Linked DNA regions of Homo sapiens: region 1 is linked to region 2. A link is a loop called in an ENCODE intact Hi-C map of the cell type or tissue named here. Cell type or tissue: GM12878. All regions are shown on one strand. Each heading gives the region's core, and the rest is flanking DNA. Links, peaks and the distances in the headings are about the cores only.

The links. A loop is a pair of places that touch in the nucleus more often than their neighbours do. Peaks named below come from ENCODE experiments on the same cell type or tissue, not always from the same donor. Only the 100,000 strongest peaks of a DNase experiment are listed, where the experiment ranks them.
Region 1: a loop joins it to region 2, with 2.9 times the contacts of the local background. A loop is called at or near these places in 2 of 110 quality-filtered maps.

Annotation. Positions count from the first base shown.
Region 1 is chr4:53,701,079-53,703,999 of GRCh38, reverse strand. The region is part of intron 1 of LOC100506444 (a long non-coding RNA gene); the gene reads right to left. Among named protein-coding and RNA genes, the nearest start is that of LNX1-AS2, 110 kb to the right of the region's middle. RefSeq lists an enhancer at 1,330-1,449. In GM12878, for the core only: a CTCF peak has its summit at 1,552; DNase peaks (open chromatin) are centred at 1,029 and 1,439; H3K4me3 peaks cover 974 bases; H3K27ac peaks cover 2,181 bases.
Region 2 is chr4:53,174,821-53,177,741 of GRCh38, reverse strand. All of the region lies in intron 4 of SCFD2 (sec1 family domain containing 2), which reads left to right. Among named protein-coding and RNA genes, the nearest start is that of SCFD2, 190 kb to the left of the region's middle. In GM12878, for the core only: no CTCF peak of the experiment used is centred there; a DNase peak (open chromatin) is centred at 1,251; H3K27ac peaks cover 372 bases.

The DNA of each region.
Region 1 (2,921 bases), core at 198-2,697, 530 kb before region 2:
GTCCTTAAATACTGATTGGATAATTAATTGATCAGTGATATGTTTAATGACATTGACCATGGATACAATAGCATGGCCTTTGAATAGAAGAAAGACCATGGAAAGGAGGAGTTGTGAGTCCTGCCCTCTTTTTCCCCGGACATGCAATGCAGTGGTTGAGACACTGAATACAAGTCTGACTGTTCCACCTCTGTCACATCTTGTACAAGTTCTATAATTTTTCCAAACTGCAGTTTGTCCTTCTGTCAGCTGGAGATAATTATTGTACCAATCTCATAAGACTGTTCAATATGAAATAAAATAAAACACATAAAATGCTTAGCCTTGTATCAGGCACATAGTAAGTATTTGACATAAATATGTTTTTATTGCTGGTGTTGTTTTTGGTTTTATTTTATGAGTTAAGATCCTGGAGAAGTGCAGGAGGTCAAAGGGAAAAGATGATAATAGCTTCCAGGGACCCATGTTGAGTGGCAAGGCCCAGAGTGACCCCGTGCTGTGGCACGGATCTGTGATTCTCCAGATGTTCACGAAGGAATGGTTTTCTGCAGAATGAAGGAGCTGAAGTGCAAATGGGGTCAGGGAATTTTATAGGAGCTTGGAGGAAGAGTCAAGAGTAGAGTGTTCAGTCGTTACATCAAGTGAAAATAGAGACGCTGACGAAGAACTCGTGCCCTTACCTGGAGAGCTTGCCCTTAGGAAAGAGAGAGAAAGAGACAGAGAGAGAGAGAGACGCAGACACACACAGAAAGAGACACAGACACAGAGAGAAAGCACAGTCCCTCTTGTGCTGGCTGCTGACCAAACCCCACTGTGCCTCAGCCCAGCTTCCTGCCTCCCTGGGGAGGGGAAACGTGTCCCTTGGCCAGTAGCCATCAAAGGTCTTACAGGGATGCTTTGTGTCTGACCTGCCAGGGAAGGCAAACGAGCCCCACTTTTTGTTCCCCAGGGAACTGGCCTCTTAGGGACACTGGCGAGAGTTGTCTGCACATGTGGTCAATGGAGGGAAGCAGCTAGCACACAAGGGGACCAAAAGGGATGGCGGCGAAACTGCACAGTGGTAGGGGGAAGCCCGCGGGCTATTTTAGGCCAGGCTCAGAACTGGAGTCAATGGAGGTTTTGTTTATGTAACATCTGCAGAGGGCCCTTCAAAGCAAATAACCCTGGGTCTCCAGGCCAGGGCTGCAGCGAGCAGGGGTGGGGCCGCGAGCTTCCTGTTGTTCTTGGCACGGCTGCCCAGCTGTCTGCGTGGCTCCTCTCAGAGCCATTTGCCGCCTCACTGCTTGCTCCCTACGATCATCTTCACAGCTCTTTTCCTAGGGGCGGGTAAACAAAGTACAAGAAGCAGTGCAGGCAGAGCCGTTCCTCGGAGAGGTGACTCGAGCACTGTGCCCCAGAAAGTTGCCCTCCTGACCCCAGGGCTCCCCGGCCGCCCTGCAGCCTCAGGAGACCCCAGGGCGTCCTTTCTGCACATCCCCTTAGCTGAGCGGCTTTGCTGTCAGTTTCAGTATGGTAGGGAAAGGGGCCTGGCTCTCAGGTCTGCCCCATACAGGTCTGAACCCAGAGCTGCATTTGGCAGTTGCTTACTCTTGTGCTAAGTGCTCAATCCCCATTATTTATTACAGGCAGAAACATACATATATACGAGATAAATAATGTATGTTAATTTCCTTTCTACCAGGCCTGTTTGAAGGCATGAACACTATATTGTTATCTTTTTGAAACACAGATTCCATTGGGAAAGATGGGGATAAGACGGCCTTTTTCAAGTTTAGGAAAATTTATATGCACAAGAATGTAGAAATCTGAAACTGACAGTTTGATAAACTTGTTCACCTATGTATCCACCCACGTAACTACTACCCTGATCAAGATACAGAATATATCCATCGCCCTTATGTGAAAAGCTCCTTTGTGTCTCTTTCTGGTTAATAACCTGCTTACCCCTACTTATATTAGTCTGCCAGGGTGCCAGAACAAAATACCAAAGGCTAAGCGATTTCAATAACAAAAATCGGTTTCTCACAGTTTTGGAAGCTGGATGTCCAAGATCAGGGGACTAGAATGGCTGGTAAGGGCCCTCTTCCTGGCTTGCAGATGGCTGCTTTCTCAGTGTATGCTCACATGGCCACTACTTTGTGCACCTGGAGCAAGCGCTCTGGTGTCTATTCTTAAAAGGACATAAATTCTATCAGATCAGGGCCCTAACCTTATGACCTCATTTAACCTTAATTACTTCCAGAAAGGACTCATCTCCAAATATATTCACATTGGGGCTCAAGGCCTCAGCATACGAATATGGAGGGGACATGATTCGGTCCATAGCACTACCACGGTGCCTTCCTCCCCCAGTGATATGGTTTGGCTGTGTCCCCATCCAAATCTCAACTTGAATTGTATCTCCCAGAATTCCCATGTGTCACGGGAGGGACCCAGGGGGAGGTAATTGAATCATGGGGGCTGGTCTTTCCCATGCTAGTCTCGTAATAGTGAGTAAGTCACATGAGATCTGATGGGTTTTTCAGGGGTTTCCGCCTTTGCTTCTTCCTCATTTTTCTCTTGCCACTGCCATGTGAGAAGTGCCTTTTGCCTCCCGCCATGTTTCTGAGGCCTCCCCAGCCATGTGGAACTGTAAGTCCAATTAAACCTCTTTTCCTTCCCAGTGTCAGGTATGTCTTTATCAGCAGCGTGAAAACAGACTAATACAGTCAGTTGGTATCAGTACAGTGGGGCGTTGCTGAAAAGATAGCTGAAAATGTGGAAGCGACTTTGGAACTGGGTAACAGGCAGAGTTTGGAACAGTTTGGAGGCCTCAGAAGAAGACAGGAAAACGTGGGAAAGTTTGGAACTTCCTAGAGACCTGTTGAATGGCTTTGACAAAAATGCTAATAGTGATATGAACAATAAGGTCCAGGCTGAGG
Region 2 (2,921 bases), core at 215-2,714:
AATTCCCTGACCCCTTTCGCTTCCCGGATGAGGCGATGCCTTGGCTCGCACACGGTGCGCTGCACCCACTGCCCTGCACCTACTGTCTGGCACTCCCCACTGAGATGAACCCGGTACCTCAGTTGGAAATGCAGAAATCACCCGTTTTCTGCATTGCTCACGCTGGGAGCTGTAGACCGGAGCTGTTCCTATTCGACCATCTTGGCTCCTCTCCCAGTCCTCCTTTTCATTTCTTATTGTTTTTTATTTTTACTTTTTTGCTCAATTTACTTTGAGTTACAAAACAAACAAACAAACAAACAAATAAATAAACCTTAATACCCTCTCCCTTCTCCTAACCCACTCCTTGGCCCTCTCTCCTCCAGATTCTGCATGGTCTTTACTTCCTCCAGGATGCTTTCTTTACCTGATACCTCAATTGTGGATTGGGTGCCCCAAGCATGTATTACTGTAACACCAGGGATGCTATTTACTTTCTTCAACTAACTCTCTGTTTTATCATTGTCTGCTTATATGATTCTATCCCCCACTAGACTCTAAGCTTTATAAGGGGATGACCTATGTTGTTTATTCACCAATGTATCTCTTCTATCTGGCACTCAGTGCCTGAACACACATTTGTTAAAGAAATGTAAAAATGAATGGGTGAAGAAAAGGAAGAGGAAGAAGGAAAAGCTAACAAAAAGGGAACAGGAAACAGATAAAGAAGAAGGAAGTACATTTGATTTCATGATGTCTACCTGTTTAAAACCTGTTTCTCTTTCTTTTTTTTCTTTCTTTTTTTTTTTTTTTTTGAGATTGTTGTCACTCTGTTTTCCAGGCTGGAGTGCAGTGGCACAATCTCAGCTGACTGCAACCTTTGCCTCCCGGGTTCAAGTGATTCTCCTGCCTCAGCATACCGAATAGCTGGGATTACAGGCAACCACCACCACACCCAGCTGGTTTTTGTATTTTTAGTAGAGATGGGATTTCACCATGTGGGCAGGCTGGTCTAGAACTCCTGAACTCAGGTGATTCACCCGCCTTGGACTCCCAAAGTGCTGGGATTACAGGCGTGAGCCACTGCACCCATCCAAAACCTGTTTCTGTCTGACCCACCCAACTGTCAGTTTTCTCACAGTGCAGTCAGAACAGTGGTCTAGAAGGCTTTTTCTCTCAGCTGCCATTTGTTTAGCATGGTAGTTATTCCTTTCTCTCTATTCAGGTCCCTTCTCTAAGCTCATAGTGGAAAGCAAAGGCAATTTAGGGTGTGGTGAAAGTGAGAGTGTTTCTGTGTTGGCTAAGTTGTCTGGCCAAGGTAACAGTTTCATTTCCTCCCCAAGGTATCTCAGCAGTTCACTCCCAAAGAGCTCTAAGAGGCTTAAGGAGGGTTTCAGTTATGTGTTTCAACTATGTATTATATTCTACCAGTTCACAAAAATAAATTTCCTTTGAGTGTTGTCTGTATTACTAACTTAAAAATCTATCCAGTGTTTTTAGACTTGGCAAAATATGTTTTACTTATACTTTAATTCGCAGACTTTTGAAAGAAGTTGTTTGTAGGTAGGCTATAATGTATCTGGTTTGACTGTTATTTAATTGAAATCTAAGTATTCAATGACACATTTTTATCATGGTACATTCCATTATTATCTTCAACATTGAGAACACTTTCTCAATTGAATGAGACTGTTTTGTAAAATAAAGTAAAAAATATCATTTGAATAGATAGAAAATAATAGAAAATGGACAACTATGTGACAAGTAGAAAGGTGTGAAGAATGGAATGGGAGAAGAATCATCTCAATAGTTATAAATTCACAGTCTTGGGTTTAGAGCCTTAATGAATAATTAAGGAAGTCAGGGACTAGGAAGATATAAAGATTCCTTATGTGTTATGGGATTGTAAAGCTAGAACCAGGGACCTTTGGAATCCTCTTGTTCAGTGTTCCAATTTTATAGATGAGGAGAGAGCCTAAGTGGTATATCCAGGGTCACTGAAAGTGGCAGTTGTCTTATCTGCTAGTGTGCTTTTCCATTTTTGAAAGTGTCATGGCTTATAGTCATGAGGTCCAATAAATTATTCATGGAGACAATTTTAAAGATGCCAAAGTGTCCTAAATTAGTCATTGATCTTTGTGCTTTAAATCTTTCCTGAGAAAAGATAAGGCATAAATAAACTAATAACAGATATAAATCTGATTCATGGTAATATTTCAATTAGGAGTTTCAATTTTCAATTAGGAACTAATTTCAGTCTATAATGAATGCTAAAGAAATGAAAAAATTTCAGAAGTAGTTATATGAACTCATTGAATTACTTGCAGATTAAAATAATTTTTAGCCTCGTTCCATGTACAAATAAAATTTTAAATTTAGTAGGATTTTTTGTTATATTTTAATTATTTGGAAAACATTACAATTTGTCTCAAGTGAATTTGAACATCCAATTTCCTAGTCCCTGAAAACAGGAAATTCAAAAATTTAAACCAAGCTAAAAGATATCACATTACATGGCTTTGTTTTAAGAAATAAAACTTATTTCTGTATTCATATTTGCTTTTTAATTTAGAGAAGTTATTAACTCTAAAAGTGATTTGAAGTTTTTCTATTTGTTAGGGTACCTTATTAGTTCTGTATTTCAATTCAGACTCCTGTGGAATTCTATGGGGATTGTTAAAGTATGCAGCCATTGTGGGGGGAGAAAAATTTTGTCTGTAGTCAGCAGAATCTGAAACCCCAGAGTAAACTGAAATTAGAGCTGAGTAAGACTTTCTATAGTCAATATGGAGCTGTGGTCCGTCACAAACATGCAAAACAGTCATCTGTGCTGTACGGCATAGGCAGAACATTTATATGGATGACATAAATCGTTCTTATAAACAAAAACATCCCATGCTAACTATACTGAATAAATGTCATTTCTTTTGACTGAAGACAAG